2 separate regions of the Mus musculus genome follow, and region 1 is linked to region 2. Evidence: chromatin loops called from intact Hi-C (ENCODE). Cell type or tissue: left cerebral cortex. All regions are shown on one strand. Links, peaks and the distances in the headings refer to the core of each region. The heading gives the core; the rest is flanking DNA. Region 1 overlaps Actn2 (actinin alpha 2). Region 2 overlaps Ryr2 (ryanodine receptor 2, cardiac).

Region 1 (8,000 bases), core at 1-8,000, 510 kb after region 2:
CTGGGCTCACAGAGAGTGAGTCTGCAAGGTGACCTGCGGGAATTCCAGGATGCTTGGTAAAAACACATGCGGGATTATTGCCAATATTTCTCATACTGGGTCAAATGTGAGTGATAAACATTCTGATTTTAATTCCCCACCTCGTGGGTCAACTTGGTTCACATCATAAACTGAGGAGAACATAGGAGTGACTCATTTGACTTCACATAACTGATGTTCTTAGAAAGTGGAGACCCTTGGCTGGAGAGATGGCTTAGCCATTAAAGGTTAGGCTCACAACCAGAAATATAAGAAAATGGAGAGACCCTTTCATGCTCTGGTATTTAAAAATATGAAAATATGTCACTGAGAGGAGAAAAAAAAACACTTAAAGAAAGAGTAGGGTTTGGCACTGAAGGAGAGAACTTTTATAAACATATATACTTATGGGACCTCGCCTCCAAGAAGCCTTCACCCATGTTCTGGGATAAGCTTTACTCTTTCCTAAGCCTCTCTCTATACATATAAACCCCTGCCTAATTTGTATTAAAAATATCCAGCTGGCAAACTGGCTCTGCAGGTAAAGGCTACATGAGCCTGGAGAACACTGCTTGTCTCTGGAACTCTTGTATAGGGGTATGAGAGGACAGATCACGCACACACGCAAGCACATATGCATGTATGCACAACACGCGCACACACACAGAGACAAATCATTTTTTAAAAGCCCAGACATAACAGTACGCAACTATAATCCCAGCATTCCTATTGTGAAATGGGAGACAGATACAGGAGAATCCCTGAAATCTTGCAGAAAAGCAAGCCTTGCATATACAGCAGGGAACAAGAAGGTCCATTTTCTCAAACGAGATGAGGGCAAGACTGATGTCCGAGGCTGTCTCTGACCGCCACACACACCAAGGCCCACGCGCAAGTACTGTCCCCAGATAGTCAAAGATCATTTTAAAAGTTTTAAAACAAAAGAAAACCTGTCCCAGCAGACCTTATCAGAAGCCAGAATCCGGAAGGAGGCGATGACCTGCTCTGCCGTGTCGGTGTCTGCGGTCTCTCTAGTCATGAAGTCAATGAAGGACTGGAAGGTGACCGTGCCTTGTCCGTTGGGGTCAACCAAAGTCATAATGCGGGCAAATTCAGCTTCACCCTGAGGAGGTACAGAGACAGTGTGTGCGTCAGGGTTTGACGTCGTCATGGATCCTCCATGCTGTTCTCTTCACTCTCTGCAAAGGCGTCCTCACGTGGGTGACTCAGGTCCATTTCCGGCAGTTTTAAATGTGGTTGCAGCATCGAGCCAGAGGCCCCTGCCCATCAGAAGTGTGTCCCTTGTGTACCCCATGTTGCCAGTCCTAATTACATAATTAGGAGGAGTAACTCAGCCAAAGTTGGAAAGTGGAATTGCTATGTAAGATGGTGCTCATTATTCAGTTTATTACCAGAGGAATCAACGCAGTTGTATTTTAAATGCTCAATAAAGACTGGGAGTACGCCGGGCGTGGTGGCACACGCCTTTAATCCCAGCACTCGGGAGGCAGAGGCAGGCGGATTTCTGAGTTCGAGGCCAGCCTGGTCTACAGAGTGAGTTCCAGGACAGCCAGGGCTACACAGAGAAACCCTGTCTCGGAAAACCAAAAAAAAAAAAAAAAAAAAAAAAAAAAAAAAAAGACTGGGAGTACAGCTCAGTATTAAAGCAATTGACTAGTACATCCCCAGTACTGAAAAACAAACAAACAAACAAAAAAAGCTTTAAGAAAAAAAAAGCCCAGTGCTTTATATATAAGCAAGGTGCAAACCTGTAGTTCTAGTATTTAGGAAGTTGAACAGACAGGATGGCACGTTTGAGGCTAGCCTGGAGTACACAGTGAGTTCCCAGCTGGGCCACTCAAGATACCCTGAGTGTTGGGACTACAGGAATATGTCACCTGCTATTCTGGCTTGTTCTATGAATTTATATATTTGATTTATTCTTACACTGCTAGGACTCTAAGCCTCAGGTTAGAGGCAGAGGCAGGAGGATCTCAGTAAGTTCAAGGCCACCCTGGGCTATCTAACAAGATAGTTTCGAAAATAGATAAATATGTAATCATCAAAGGGTAATGCAGTACATTTCTATAATCTGTCCTCCCTCCCTCCCTCCCTTACCCTCCCTCCCCTCCTTCCCTTCCCCCTCCCCTCCTCTCCCTTCCCTCCCTTCCCCCTCCCCTCCTTCCCTTCCCCCTCTCCTCCTTCCCCTCCCTCCCCCCTCCCTCTCCTCTCCCTGTTCTCCCTTCCCCCTCCCCTCCCTTCCCTTCCCCCTCCCTCCCTTTCCTCCCCCCCTCTCCCTCCCTCTCCTCTCTTCCCCTCCCTCCTCCTCCCTCACCTCCCCCCTCCCTCCCTCCCCCTTCCCCCCTCCCCAATCCCTCTCTCCTTCCCTCTTGATTGTATTTTTGAAACAGAGACTTCCCAATATAGCTCTGGCTGTCCTGGAACTCATAAAGATCTGCCTGTCTTTGCCTCCCAAGAGGTGAGATTAAAATCTTGCACTATCATCCCCAGCCATTAAAATCTCTCTTCTATCCTTTAAAATAACAAGGGAAAACACACTTTAAAACGCAGGCAACTAGATGTCATTGACGTGAACATTTTAAGTTGTTTCACTGAAATACGTGAGCTATGTCAATGCAGCTTCTAAAAACCACCAGGAGATCCCATGTCCTTAATGTTTTCACCATAAGGAAACCTTACCAGGTACTGAATAAAATACATTTTTAACCCTGTAGCATTATTTTTATATAGTAATAAGCAGATTTTCAAAAAGCATTGCCCTGTGATAGGAAAATGAACCAATTAGGAAAGTGTCACATCTAGATTCCCCACACTCGAGGCTTGGTATGGTACCAGACCTTTGCAGAAGTTCGGCTGTGTCTTACCAAGTCATAGCCCATGGAAATGAGGCAGGCTCTGAAATCCTCATGATCCATCAGGCCGTTCTTCCTCTGTGCAAACGCAAAGAACAGAGAGAAGGCAGTTAGGGACCAGATGAACAGCTCTGCCTGACCCAGTGCCCAGTAAGCAAGGTGGTAGAGAAAGAGTGACCAGCTAAGATTAGAGGTCACCTCTGACTTACAGAAGGACAAAGCCACAGTACAAGGATATTATAAAATAATCCCTTTAACAGAGAAGAGGTGACTGGGCTGTCACTCAGTGGGAGAGCATTGCCTAACACACACGAGGTCCTAGGCTTGATCCTCATCACTGCAAAATAAAATAAAAGGAAGGAAAGGAAAAGGAGGCAGGTGTAATAAAGACTAATACTGAAAAGAGAACCCACACTAAAGGCAGCAAAGGGAGCCAGTGAGGAGCTCACTACTGCCACCTATTGATAACAGCACATATTGCAAGCATTTCTAGAGCTGAATGGAGAAACTCATGGCTCAACCAGTCTGGGAAACTACTGCCCAGATGAAGCGCTGGGAATGGAACCCAGGGCCAGATGTAATGGCTTCATCTGTATGACAAGCTCTCCAGAGTGTTCTCAGCTCTGTAAAAGCAGGGTATCCGATGCAAAAATCTGGTTGGGATGAAAAGGGTTCCTATGTACATGTCTCAGAGTTGTAAGAGAGACAGCTAACATTTAAACACCAATAGGTCTTTACTGACAATTCAGTTGATTTTGTTCACTCAGGAAATGACCTGTTTAGAAAGCCAATGGTAGAAGTTCTGTCTTCTGTGAATGGAACCTGAGTGTTGGCTCTCAGGCCTGAGGGCCTGGCCCTCGCCATGTCAGCCACTCTGCAGCCCTGCATCCTGCCTTTTGGCTCCCCTGTGCACTCCCCTGGTCCCCTGCTCTGGCTCTTGCACCTGCTTTGGAGCAGTAGCCCTGTAGGTCTCCTCTCTTCCTCTCAGATGGCCGCTCGCTGGAGAAGATCACTATGTGCAGACTGCCTGGTTTCACTAAGCGGGCCTCCCACTGCCCAGGCAGGAGGGCCAGCTTTCCTGCAATGGTGATGGCGATGGCGCACGAGCACTCCTCCTCTCTTGCCCTTGGAGGCTGGAATAACCTTGCCGCTCATCAGTCTCCCTCCCACGAAGCCCTCAGTCTCACCACTCCTGTCCCTGAACCCAGTTCCTTCCAGACCCCTTCCTTCCTTTCTCCAGCAGCCACATCTGGCTTCTGCCCCCACCCTCATCTTAGTGAGCTTCTCAGAAACACAGCTCTGGCCATACCTGTGCTCTGTGATAGTCAACGGCCCAGAGGTCCATGGAGGGATCTCTCCATCCACGCCCTCCATGACCCTGCCATCCTATCTGCGTTGTCTCTTTTTCTTTTCTTAAGACAGGGTTTTTCACTATGCACCTTCCTGCCTGAACTTGCTATGTAGACCAGGCTGGCCTCAAACCCACAGAGCTCTTCCTGTTTCTGCTCCCTGCATGCACACCCAGCCCCGTCTTGCTGTACAGTGAGAACATGGGAGTAATCTAAATATCTGATCTCACCACAACAGACCCCAGGAGAACTTTGTTTCCAGTGCTTAATGTAAATAAACCTTCTCTACATTTAAGAATGTTTCAGGTTTACTTATTTACTTAATGTTTATGTTTGTACGCCTGGGTGAACATGTGTGTACCAGGTGTATGCACGGGGCGGTGAAGGTCAGAAGCCTGAGTTACAGGGATTGTGAGCCTCTGACTGGGTGTCAGGAGCTGAACCCACGTCCTCTGCAAGAACAGCCAGCCCTCTTCACCACCAAGCAGGTGCTTTCACTAAAGACAGCCAAGCTGTTGCTATTAACTAGAGTCCTAGTTAAAGGATCTACAAGGAACAAAGCAAGTTACATTGTTTCTGTTCCTTTGTTTCTTTTTGCAGATTTTTGTCTTCTCCCGACCCCCTTGCTAAGGCCCTAACCCAGGGCCTTGTGTTTTGATAGGCATGCACTCTACCACTGAGCTAAATCCCCAACTCCAGGAAACAAAGCAAAAGCCTTGATGTAAGGTCACTTGACGGTGACATGGTGACATGACCAGTGCTTGTTTGATCGCTAGTTCCCTTGGGATCATTCAACCAGTTTCCTTGTGAACTTTGTGGAGCAGGGAGACCTAAAGTGAGCAGCTGGGCATGACGCCAAGCACCTGCCACCATCCCATCGCTTGGAAGTGGGGGCAGAGGGACAGGAGCTCAAGGTCACCCTCAGTTACTGAAAGACCTCAAAGCCAGCCTGGTACACATGTGACTTAAAGCACTCTGAGCAACAGTACGCATGCTTTTCCAGATATAACTGCCTTTCACGCAACTAGAGAGAGAGCAGTACCCTGTCAAAGTGGTTGAAGGAGGCTCTGAACTCATTCATCTGCTCCTGGGTGATGCCCTTGGCATCTCTTGTCAGGATCTGGGTCTCCACCTCATTGATGGTTCTGGCGATAGTTGTCAGCAGCAACTCCCATCCGACACGGATATGCTACCAAGGAGAAGAACCAGCCGTCAACTAGGTCAAGGAGGTTTTAGTGCATCATGAGCAGGAAATACGCAGGGCTTGGTATAGGTTTGCTACGCTCATTCTATTTGTCAGCAGCAGCAGCAGCAGCAGCAGCAGCAGCATCAGTGCGGGGAGTCCCTGTGCAGCGATCACAGGGAAATTTTGGAGTCTCTCTTTGACACAGGTTCCTAGAACTCAACTCAGATTGTCAGACCTCACAGCAAGTGCCTCTGCCTGCTGAGCCGTCTCAACAGCTTGACTCTCTTGGACTTAAAAATGTTTTTTCACTGTTTCAACTTTTGCAAGATTCTGTAGTGTGGGAAATATTAAGGAATGAGACCAGAATTCTACAAATGACAATCTACAAAGTGGCACTTCGCATAATTCGTATTTCTTATTTATGTTACATATACTTGGAACTAGGGGTTAAACCTAGGGCCTTGCACATGCTAGACCAAAAAAAAAAAAAAAAAAAAACAAACACTATACCTAAACTACATTTCTGGCCCATACTTTGTAGATTAAATATTCAATGTGTGGTCTATTTGTGACTAAAGACATCTTCACACTTACCAAATAGCTGGATGGACACTGGGCTATACCCAAAGTCTCCCAGGGAGATCAGACTGAAGGAGACTGGTGGAAATAGGGACAGTCTTGACTCTTTGGACTAATTTTTAAAATCACTAATAAGGAACGGGCATCATGATATGTGTCTGTGATCATAGTAACCAAGAAATGGATGCAGGAGGATCAGGCCATTCATAGTTACATGGTCAGATCCACGAGAGTCTGGGGTGCATGAGACCATCCACAGTCACAACAACAACAACAACAACCCTAGCCAAAGAGCAACAGGAAGAAATAAGGACAATTTAAGTTCCTCTCCAAAGAAGTGTAATGACTTCGCCATGACAATAAGGATAACTTTGACAATGAACTATTGTTTAGTGCTTGTAACAGTTCATTGTGCTCTTCCACACACAGTAAATAGACTTAACTGTCCCCTGCATTCACACCTACAGAATTCACTGGAAACGGAGAGGGGAATGTGCGTAAGGAAACAAGCAGAGGAGGTGTCGAGGTGAGTCAAGCCTGCCCGTGTGCCCGCCCTCCATACCTCCATGGTGTAGTTCGTGTGCTTGTTGTCGAAGACCAGGGCCTCCTGGATGAGCTGGTGGTCGCCCTCCAGCTTGTCGATGTTGTTCTTGTAGTTGATGATGTTGTGTTCGTACTGCTTCAGCTGGTTCATCTGGTCCTCCAGGGCCCCGGTGATCTGGATGGAGCTCCGAGCGATCTCCTGTATGTGGCGGGCAAGCAGGGCATGAGGTGGTACTGAGCGAGTGAGGCAGTCCCCCAGACAGGCAGCTGAGAGGCACTTAGCAGACAGCGGGATGGAGGTGGGGACTCGGGGGTGGTGGTGGTGGGGTACCCGTGAGCACAGAGACAGACAGCGTGGGCCTCTGGCTCCTGGGCCAATGGCCACCCTACATCAGGGAACCCAAGGCACTAGATGTCTCAGACAAATTAGTGACAAGACCACAGGGCGATATTAGGCTAAGTTCATGTCTGTCTAGAGAATGGAAGGGGGAAAAAACCATGATCCAAAGCAGGAGTAAGGAAGGAGTCCTGCTGACCTTCTCGAGGGGAAGAGACGTGTTCTGAGGAAGGCTAGGCCTGCTCTGTGCTGTGGGCACCAGGACTGGCAGGCATAGGCAGAGCTGCCAGAGAGGCACCAGACCACAGGGGAGAATTTCTTATCACTTTAGGTGTTTCTACCTCTAAGATAAAGTTCATATTTGATCCCAAAGTAGAGACAGAAAATGTCTCTTGGCTGTTGTTGAAAGCGATTAAAAAAGCCAGATCCTCAGAGCCATTCCAATGCCATGTTTCTTGAATGTTTTAGAAACACAAAGTACGTGTGACGCTTCACCTGCCCTCCCTCATTAGGGATGGATGGCTTAAAATCCAGGTCCTGATGAGACTACACCTGAGAAAGAGCTCTGTCATTGACAAGGGTGGACAGCAGAAATGTGCCTCTGAGCCCTGTACGGACAGCCACAGACAATGGAGTGAGGGGTGCAGACAGAATCAAGGCCGGGGTGTGCCGTTCTGAAGCTCAGTAGGACTCCAGATTCCAGTAGTGTGCTACCAACCTCCATCTTGTTCTGGATCCAGGGCCCAATGGCATTGGCCTGAGCAGCAAACTGGCGCCGCAGACGCTCATTAGCATGTTGGCGAGCCAGCTCCTCCTGCAGGGACTGATCCCGGACCGGCACCAGCTGCTTCACCTGTCACAGCCCAAGGAGAACAGGATGAGAGGCCATCTCTGGTCTCATAGGAGGGACCATGGGATGAGCTCCCTATCAGATGGTAGGCCACTGGGGTTTGGAGAGGGAGGAAGAGGTAAGTGGGAAAGACAAGAATAGAGGCTTGGGGAAAAGAGGGTAAAGAAAGTCCTGCTCAAGGCACTAGTTCTGACTGTTACCTTATAACACCAAGGGACTGCTGAAAGCACAGCTCAGTCAAGGAATTTAAGATTCTATCCAAGGG
Region 2 (10,419 bases), core at 1,169-9,168:
TCCCTTTCCCGTGCCTTGTGTGTCCTATGACCCTCAAGACCTCCTTTCTCCCCTCTCATGGTTTCTTTTCTAGTTTTGAGACTTATATATAACTGGACCCATGTTCATGCATATGCACATATAGAAATATTAAAAACCCAAGAATGAAAAAGAACTTATTTGTCTTTCTGAGTTGGGGTGGATTATCAGTCCTATCCTCTTTTTTTTTTCAGAATCCTTTTTTTTTCTCACATCTGTATCTAATCCCATTGTGTGCATATACCATATTTCCACCCTCCGTCCATCAACTGATGGACATCTAGGCTGATTCCATTTCCTGGTTATTGTGAACAGAGCAGCAGCAGAGAACATGCATGAGCAAGCATCGCTGTGGTAAGACAAAGGATTCTCTGAGAATATCCCGAAAGTGATATAGTCAGCTCACGGGCTAGTTCTGGGGTGTTTGTTTGTTTGTTGTTTATTTGTTTTTAATTTAGTGTTTTGCAAAACCTCTACCCTGATGTCTTGATGGTAGAATTTACCCACAGAATAGAATTTAATAGTATCAACCTCTCTGGCAAACAGCAATCTACAAGAAAGTGAGACCTGGCTTTAGTCACCTTTGTCACTCGAGATTCTGACAGAGGGACTTGCTGAGCCATGTCAGATTCTCCTTCCTTTCTTATAAAGTTAATAGATAAGAAAATGCTCTAATCCACTGATGGACCAGGAATGTTCTGAATGAGGGGTTAATGTTGTGGGACACCATTGTAGTGGCCACCATTCTTTCTGCTGTACACACAGACACCCCCACCTCATCAAAACTCTACGTAAGTAGGGTAGGTGTCATTTCTGCTGTAATAATCTCAAGCATGCTTGACCAGATCAGCCACATGTCACCATAGTGCCCAGACATTTACAGAGGCAACTTACACACCCACTCACCCTAAAACTACTATTGGGCCTGGCCATGCATTGTCTGCAAACCCAAATGACAGAACACCGTGGCTCTTACCATCACCAACATCAAAGTCCTTGAATGCCAGCTCAGAGCCTGAATCATCCAGCAGGATCTCGCCGTTCAGAGTGAACATCATGGTGTGTTCATTCATATCAACCATGCAGCCCACGACGTCACCAGCTTGCCATGAGCGCCCGTAGTGTTCATTGCCCTGGTGCCACCGCTGTGCCTGTGAGAGGCGAAAGAGTCCCTTTTTACAGAGTCAGACAGACCAGCAGCAATAGGATGATCTCAGTTGGAACTACCAGTCTAGTGCCAGGCTGGGGATAAAGGGATGTCAGGGGAGTCTGAATCCCTACTGTGTACACAGGGGAGGGACTGTGAATAAACCAGATGCTATTTCATCCTTTTGAAAGTTGATCTAACTGTATGTACTATGGCTATGGACTATTCTTCTTTACTCCCGAATGTATAGTTAAGAGCTGAGAATCAAGCTGGGTGCCAACCACTAGAAAGAAAGAAAGAAAGAAAGAAAGAAAGAAAGAAAGAAAGAAAGAAAGAAAGAAAGAGAGAGAGAGAGAGAGAGAGAGAGAGAGAGAGAGAGAAAGAAAGAGAGAAAGAAAGAGAGAGAAGGGGAAAGGAGGGGAGGGGAGAGGAGAGGAGGAAGGAAGAAAGGAAGAAAAACCCCTTCTCATGTTTGCCTTTCTCAAAATGAAACCCCCCTTCTTGATGTTACTTAAACAAAATGAAATTCTGGAAACTTCTCAGTTCCTTTCTAAAATCAGCAAAGCTTCAAATCACACCTAAAAATACTCCGAAGGTATCTGTGAAAATGAACAAGCCCCAAACCAAACATGGATACCAGCCCACTTATAAACACACTTAGATACAACGTTTCAAATGTGAGTTTGGGTTACACTCATTTAAAGGTAAAAAATTACTCATATGACTTACTTTGTCACATGAATCCTTTGAATTAATTTGGAAGTGCCACCTTCATTGTGATTTTTACATAATGTGCTACTGCCTTTGTGTAAAATACTGATAATTGTCTCACTACAACATATTGCTTTTAAATTTTTAAACTAATGATGCATCAAAGGCATTACAACTCAGAATTCCCCTCCCACCTCTGTTGTCTCCTTACCCTACTTGTGTCCCCAGAGTTGAACATCTTTCCTTATCTGTAGTCTCTGAGTGAAGCGGGAATGTCACTTCCATTTCTGAAGGTTATTTCTTGCTCTGGTTCACTATGTCTGGTCACCAGCAAGAATGAAACCAAAGCCCAGTCCCTTTGTTTGTTTGTTTGTTTAGATAAGGTCTCTCTACACGAAGCCCAGGTTGGACCTGAGCTTGTGATCCTCCTGCCTCAGCTTCCTCACTGCTGGGATTAACGTATGCACCACAGAACTGGCTTCTTTACCATTTCTGATAGACCAGGAAGACCTCATTCTTTGACAACATTTTGCTAAATTTCACTGGTTCTGTAGGGCAATAAAGAATCCTGAGATGACTAAAGAGACATGTCCAAGGTCTGCTGTGAGACCAGAAAGGGTTTTGGCATCTGCACATACAAGCAGGGATAGGCCAGGACTCAGCAAGCTACTCACCTTAAAGCCATCAAAAGCAAAGGCACGGTCATCAGAACCCAGTTCTAGATCTGGTTGGCAGCCTGGCCTGCTCCAGCCCACCCGCATGTCTCCAGCAGTGACAGCCTCAAATTCAAAGTACCAGCGCCCAGCCTTCACCGCATAGGTCTTCTCTGCCCTGAAGATGCGGAACCTCTCCCCAGTACCGCTGCACACCTCGGCTCTCGAGGCTGTGGGTTCGAGAGACTGGAGATCATTGGGTGGGAAGTTAAGAGAAAAAGCAGGGCTTGACCTAACTCAGTCGTAAAACCCACTGGAAGGCTGACCACCCAACTCCACACCTCCTGCTTCATCATCTACCTTCTGGTTTGTCAGATAGAGCTATGAGTACAGTAGAAAGCCAGATTGGACTTCCTGGGAAAAGTGGGGAAGAGCTCGGTGACTGACCACACAGGTCAGTCCTCCTGCTGCCACTTTCAGAATGAAACTAACTACCTTTCAGAGAAAGAAAGCCATCCAGTCCTGGATGGTTTAGAAATGGAAGACTACCAGACCACATGAATTTGAAGTCTTAGGTGAGAAAAAAATACATTGTTCTAAAAAAAAAAAAAAAAGCATATAACCCCTGCCTTGTGCACCTCCTGTTGGCTGCCACACTAGTCAAACAATGAATCACCAGAAATGAAGGTACCCCAATCTCCTCCTAGGAGATGAAAAAGTTCCCGGGCAGTCAGAGAAAGAACTGTCTGGGAACAAGATTTACAACTTCTCCTGGTATCCTTTAGGTGGGACTGGCCTGTGAAGATGCTGGGGGCTGGGGGTGGGGAAGAACTTTCCTGGGGCTGCCTCATTATGCAAGTCACTTGCCTTCTATTGAAATTCAGATACTGAAGGTGGTTGAGGGAAGGGGCTGGATCTATTTGTCCCTCCTCTCAGTGTGGTCACATTCAATCAGTCTCTCTCTTCTGCTTTTCACCATTAATTTGGTTTGTTTCATTGACTTATGAAGGACAGGTGCTAACCGATCTTGTTGGGGCACTGGCTGTGAGCCTTACACTTCAAAAAAGTAGACATCTATGAGGCATGGTTTTGCCAGCTGCAGATAGTTTCTGCGATTGTGTGACATTTGGAATTCTGAGAACTTTTCAGAGAGTATATAAATGCTAAGGCTCTTGGGGGTAGTTATTGGTAGTTTAGGGAAGTTGACTGTAGTTTGTTAACAGCCATAGTCAAAGAAGAAACAAAAGGCAAGAAATTAGATTCGGGATTTTCCTAATGTCTCTCTCCACTCTACCCTTGCTTCTCTCCTATCTAGTGTTAGGAGGGGAAGCTGGGGTGGGGGAGGGAGAAAGAAGAACACAAAGTAGCAAAGGTCTGCCACAACACCCTGAAACCATCAAGCAGGCATTTGAGGGAGATGAATTTTTATCCCCCAGTTAACCAGTCTGAAGATCTTCCTGCAAATGTCTAAGGGGCTCAAAATTCATTCTCTGTATTTCTCTGGTTTAAGGTTAATAGCTGTGGTTTAAAGAAACAACCATTTGGCATTCTGCTTCTTGATTTTAAAAAAACAAACAAACTTCAGATAAAATGAAAATCTGGATCAACTGGAATTAGAGAAACCAAGCAATCTAAACTATATTTGGTGTATTTGGAGCCTGCAACACATGAGCTCAAGCGCCTGCTGAGCTGGCTTGAGAAACAGATTCCCCCCAGCTTCAAGCACCAGACCAAAGGAAGGCCAAAGAGTCACATCCCTATCAAAGACACAGAACTCCTTTCCAAGTAGAAAAGCCCACACCGTGCTTGATTCATAGACACTTAGTATGCAGCTCTAACTTGTGTGAGTGTGACAAATGATGTTTATATTCAAATAATAAATAGAATACTTGACACTAAAAATAACGAACCCTTTAGCGGGTACCTTTCTCCTGGACATAATCAAGGCTATTGGGACTCAAATCAAGAAAGTTGGGCAATAGATCTGATCAGAGGCTGTGTTCCCTGGACCCACAGAGCAGGAAAGAGTGGGTAGATGGTGACTGATGGGCAAGATTGAGGGTAAAGTCTTGGGTTATATTCTAATGTCCAATTTTCTCACCAGACCACAGGCTTAGAAGCCACCAACCACTAGAGGGCAGTGAGACCTAACTATGTTTGAAAATGACAAATTACACCCAGGATCAAGGAAGGCACCATTAGTCTCTAAAAGTTTTATACATTATCTAGAATGTGCCAGGTGTATTTATATCATACTTTAAAAATAACTGGTACCAAACCAGCCGCCCTTTCAACTTCCAGGCATTACATTTAGTAGAGTGATTCAGATCTCGATAAAAATCTTGTAATGAATAAGAACACATTCCACTTCAGATGTTTTAATACATCATTGAGAATAATACTGCTAAGGTACCACACAACTCAAATACTGATGCATGTTTCATTTGGAATATGTGAGCCTTCTCCTGAAAAGTGGAGAATAAATCAAGAGCTATAACCAATTGCACAAAGTTAGGCTTGATGTTTGCAACCTTTTCTTCATTTAATTTAATCAAATGTAAACCACAGCAGAAGAGTAAGTTACAAACAAATGTTTCTTTTTAAAAAAGTATTTATTGTTAACGTGTGCGTGCATATGGGAGTCAGAAGGCAGCTCTGGGAAGTCTAATTCTCGCCTATATTAACAGGGCTTCCAGAGCCTGAACTCTGGTCTTCAGGCTTTCCGAAGCAGTTGTTTTACCCAGAAGCTGCCTTTCCGGCCACAAATTGATGCTTTTAATCGAATCTAAGCAATCACGAGGCTGATGTGGTGTTTCACCATAAAATCTTTCACACCTTTTAATCTCTACTTTAGAAAAATCACAGCCTTTTCCCAAAGGCTTCCCAAGTAGTCCCTACCCCTCCCAGCATCCTCCCCCACCAATCTGTCCCCTCTCTCTGTTACCATAGTTACATTTCTACAGTAAACTGGGATGGCATAGCAAGCTCCTGCAGGACAACTTTTGGGGCTGGTACCCTCTGCTCAAATATCTCCACAAATCTTAGCTAGGGGTTCAATATATTCCAACTTTTGCCTTATCTTCCCTTCATGAGTGGCTGCTGTCTCCTGACCTGTGCCCTACATTTGGCCCAAGGACAGAACCATTTCTCGGGCCTTTCTGTGTGCAATCATGCCATACACACTCTCTGGATGAAAATGTCTCACTGTGATCGATAACTGCTGATATTTTGATTGGTTCAGATTCTAACTCAGAAAACAATGTCTCCCATAAACGATACCTCACATGGGTGAGTTAATCCTTTGTACCTACTTTTTGTAATGTGCTGTGTGTAATCTCCTATGAGGGAGACATATTATTAGGTTCAAGGGTGTAGCCATACATGAGAAACATAATTGAACCTCCTATTGCAACAGAACACAAACTTCGCCTCATTGGTCACCGCTTATGTGATTTCAGAAAGGCAGTAAGTGGTCAACTGTTTCTCTGTGTGTTTGTATGTATTCACGTGTAGGTATGTACATGGTGGGGTATTCAAGAATGTGCTCACGCATGTGGAGCTCAGATGTCTCTGTCAGGTGTCTCCTTTTATAATATAATATTTCTCTGACCCAGGATGTCACACTGAACCTGAAGCTCTCTGGCTATTAGACTAGCTGACCAGCAAGCTTCTGGGATGGACCTGTCTCCATCTCTAGGCACTGTGGTTAGAGTGAAAGTATAACAAATATATAACAAAATTCTAGGCCTTTAGGCCCAGGCTTGGGAATGTGACCTCTGTGACTCAATGCTCCAAGGTATGCTAATCATAAAACAGATAGCAACATTCCTCCACCCACCCGCTTCCTGGGTTCAAAGAGTGTTCATTCAAAGAATGTGCTATTGTTAGGGGCTCTTAGAAACTGTCTTGAGAGATAACCCGAACAATTACCAGGTATTCCTTGTGACTCTTGTGACTTTGCACTTCCTTGGGACTCTTAACTGGTATCTTTGGTATTTTCCAACAACGCCCTCCCCACTTCCTTGAGTTGTGGTTTCTTCCTTTAAATAACCCCTTACCCAGCTACTCTGGGCACCACGGTCCTCTACCCCTGCGTGGTGTATGATCGTGGGCCCGAGAGCGCTCTTGAATAAAAGTCTTCTTGTAGTTTGCAGCAAGCCCGTTTCTTGTGAGTGATTTGGATTGTTGCCTCTCCTGAGTCAGAATGTGGGGGAGTCCTCACGTTGTGGGTCTTTCAAGAGAACCAGCCCTCAGTTCTTGCCTATTTTATGTGGGCTCTTGGGGTCATTGTTAGCTTACAGAGGATCCCATTGGAATCCAGCAATGGCTTAGCTTATCACCTGCCTCCTGACTGTGCATCAGGGTGGGCTGCTTATAAAAGGACTGTCTGGCCACTCCAGCTCTCTCTGTTTCTGTGTGTTCCTGGTCTCTCCACATTTCTGTCCTCTGTGCCCCATCCTCTTCTCTGCCCTCATGGCTCCGTTCCCATCTGTCTACCTATCTCCATGTCTACATGTCTGCCTCTACCCATTCTCCATGTCCTCACTCATATCCATTCCCCCAAATAAACCCCCTTATTCCAGATCTGTTACATGGCATAATTTCTCAGGGGCACACCTTGGCACAGGCCTCACTGCATTATATTTCATAACAGTCACACTCAGTTTATCACGATTGTGTGGCAAATACAACACTGACTGAGCAATCTTCCTCCTAGCTTTCAACCAACTGCTAATGGCTCAATCACTAAATTCTTATAAGACAACTCATTACCGGGTCATCATCTCTCCTCTTTTCAGTTCCATATAGGAATATATGAATTTGCAAAACATACACACCACAGAGATCACAGAACAACCTGTGGCAGTTTCCTCCATGTAGGACCCAAGTACTGCGCTCAAGTCGAACATATCTCAGTGGTCCCAGTTCTTTTTTTCCTCCCTGAACTATACAGTGCTCTACATTTTCTTGCCTATGATCTAGCTCCCTTCCTGCTCCATTAACCCCAACTCTAAACCCATTCACTGCTCTACTGAGCTTGCTGGAAACACGCTTGCAGGCATGCAGCACTCACGCAAGCACATACGCACAGGTTGGCACCTGTATTAACGCGGTCCCTACATTTCATGAGACCATGAATGTTTCTCTAGAATCTTCCCTCCTATTCGCATTCTTTGCTCTAACCTTTGCTACTGATGCCATCCCCTGAGTAAAGAAAGCTCAGAATCCTTTGTTCCACCGATCAAGGGCACCTTAGCAGCATTCATTCCCTCCAAAGTCCAGAAAAGTAACTGTTAGCCTTCCTTCTAGGCTCCGCCCAACAGTTACCTAGCAACAGCCAGGTAGGCCCAGCTGCTATAAAAGGGACTGGTTGGCCTCTCCACTTTCTCTGTCCCTTTTCTCTCTCTGACCCCCTCCCCCTTTCTCCCTCTCTCCCCTTCTCCTCCTGCCAGACGATATCACAGTCTACAAAACATATCCTTGGTTTTATAAGACATATCAGTAACCTAAGGTGACAGTCCCCACAGCATAGACTCCGTGATATTTTTACCATGTCCATTCACAGGGCCCTTTCTCCAGCTCCAAGATACACAGAAAAGCAACAGCCCCTCAGGCACAGAAACAAACCAGCTACCCACGATTTTCCAGGGCAGGCAGACCAGGGCTGAAATGCCTCTAAAGGCCAATTCAGGATAACTGTCAAGATTTTACCTCCAGGTCCTAAATCTCACTTGCAAATGTGTCTGTATTGAACCTGCTTTAAAAGTTAGCTCAATGCAAATACTCTTCTCCACAGAGACAGTTGTTAAAGTCAACAGGGGCAATTCCTTCACCTAGCAGCTGCTCAAGGTAGCAGTAACTTTGTAATAAGCAACAGCTGAGTAAACAATATGACAGAGACACAGGGCAGGAGCTAGCCACAGCAGGTTGTATGGGGGGTGCGGCGGGGGGGGGGGGGGGGGATCCTCTCATTTTCCTAGAAATCTACAGGGTTGGGCTTATGTTCCTGGCTATGCATAGAATTCAAGAAAGACCTGAGCAGAATTTCCATCTGGCCTTATCTATGAAAGACCTTGAGACTATGAGCAAGCAACAAACAGAAGCTGAGGTGAAATTACAACAGGAAGCTGCAGCCTCTCCCTAGAGAGACACTTAAGGAAGACTCAGTCAATCCCAAGCTAAGAGGCCACTCTACAAGGTGACAAACACACTCTGCAAAATCATCTCTGAAAAATCCTTAAGAAAACAGTTACAACGTGCATGATAACTAGAGAGTTGCCACAATATATTATTTAAAATGCCCAGCTTCTCACAAAAGTTCTAGGGTATGGAAAGACAACAAAGTATACTACTATATACAGTATATCAGCAGTAGCCTGCTGCAGGCCCTAGGTTCAATCTCCAGAGCCAGTAAAAGCAAGAATTGAGCAGCCACCAATTTGAAGAGATGAGGTGCTGATAGCCATTAAAAGAAGGGTACAGAGACATGTGGATCTCCAGTGCCAGCAAAAACAAGAACCGACACCATCAAATTGAAGGGGTGAGGTGATGTTAGCAGTAAATCCTATCACCATTAAAACAACAATCTGGAGGCACATGGACAACTCCATGCCAGGAAACACAGCTAGTTCCATTGTGCAAAGGATTTATATTTATACATAATAATACTCTTCGCCTAAAGAACAACCTCCCTCCCGGCTCAGGGAGCGAAACCAAACCAAAACAAACAAAAACAAAAACACAAAAGCGGTTAAAGACTATGAGAAAGGGGAAAGCAGAAACAAAAGAGATGATTCCTCCAGAAGGCAGGCAGACAATGGAGGAGCAACCCTATGCTCTGCTATGGAGCGAGCTTTATAGTCCATTAAAACACAAGGAAATCACAAGAGATTCCTACACCAACATTCCTTAAGAAGATGGATACGAAGATTCTGTACAAGTTCCTGGCAAACAGCTTTGGCTGTACACAGGAAAATATCATAATCTATCAGGACTAACTAGAACTGCCCAAGAAACAAAAAACTTGATTTAGTGTTGAAATAATAATACTTTACAAGATGTCAAGAGAATAAAAAAGAAAATAAATACTCTTCTTGGCAAGCGACAAAAACATATATATTTAACATTTCACAACTATTCATGGCAAACTCTCACAACAAACTCTGCTCAGTGTGATGGATGATACATATTCTTAAAAAGAAGATTTCCTTAGCTACTGAGAGTTCCTAACTCTAATGGTTGTTTCCTGCCCAGAAGATGCACTCCACAGCCTCCCCTATCTTCCACAGTGTCCCTGAACTTTAGAGAGCCCTTACCCACCATTTCTTTTCAGCACTGGGTCTGTGTAAGAATATGCCAGTCAATAGTCAGGTATGGACAGAGGAGAAAGGGCCCAGGGGCACTATCACTCTCTGTTGAACTATTTACTATTAGTAGATTCAAAGAAAGGGGGACCACTGTGTATAGTTGTGTAACTCCTGATGGCCCCACTAGACTCCAATGGGGAGTTCCAACCCAACTGTCACAAAGACAGCCCAAGGTAAATTAAATGGTTTACAATGTAAACGTCATATATCTAGGACAAATGAAAGCATTGGTAATGAGAAGGGGAGGGAGATAAGACGGCAAGAGTAATGCAAAAACATATACATTAATGAAATTGTCAAGCAGCAAAGTCAATCAATGTAAAAAAAAAAAAAAGAAAGAAAAAAAATGAAAGAAAATATATTAATCCAGGGAAATAGTTCAAGGATAAAGAATTTTGTCTAGAATAAACAGTGTCCTGAGTTTTGGTCCTAGCATGGGAGAAAAAAAAGACCCTAACAAAATCTTATCTATTGTTAATACCAAGTCTAACAATGGAGTGTTAAAATGATTCCCTTGGACTGA

The links. A loop is a pair of places that touch in the nucleus more often than their neighbours do. Peaks named below come from ENCODE experiments on the same cell type or tissue, not always from the same donor. Only the 100,000 strongest peaks of a DNase experiment are listed, where the experiment ranks them.
Region 1: it touches region 2 in a loop (3-fold over the local background); 2 of 42 quality-filtered maps call a loop at or near these places.

Annotation. Positions count from the first base shown.
Region 1 is chr13:12,269,796-12,277,795 of GRCm38, forward strand. Actn2 (actinin alpha 2) reads right to left here. Exons shown (of 21, transcript NM_033268.4): 16 at 7,604-7,738; 17 at 6,568-6,747; 18 at 5,283-5,429; 19 at 2,904-2,969; 20 at 983-1,141. Among named protein-coding and RNA genes, the nearest start is that of Mtr, 16 kb to the left of the region's middle. In left cerebral cortex, for the core only: a CTCF peak has its summit at 3,353; a DNase peak (open chromatin) is centred at 3,349.
Region 2 is chr13:11,758,677-11,769,095 of GRCm38, forward strand. Ryr2 (ryanodine receptor 2, cardiac) reads right to left here. Exons shown (of 105, transcript NM_023868.2): 28 at 2,551-2,759; 29 at 995-1,169. Among named protein-coding and RNA genes, the nearest start is that of Ryr2, 340 kb to the right of the region's middle. In left cerebral cortex, for the core only: a CTCF peak has its summit at 4,655 (motif pointing right); DNase peaks (open chromatin) are centred at 4,658, 5,441 and 6,716; H3K27ac peaks cover 801 bases.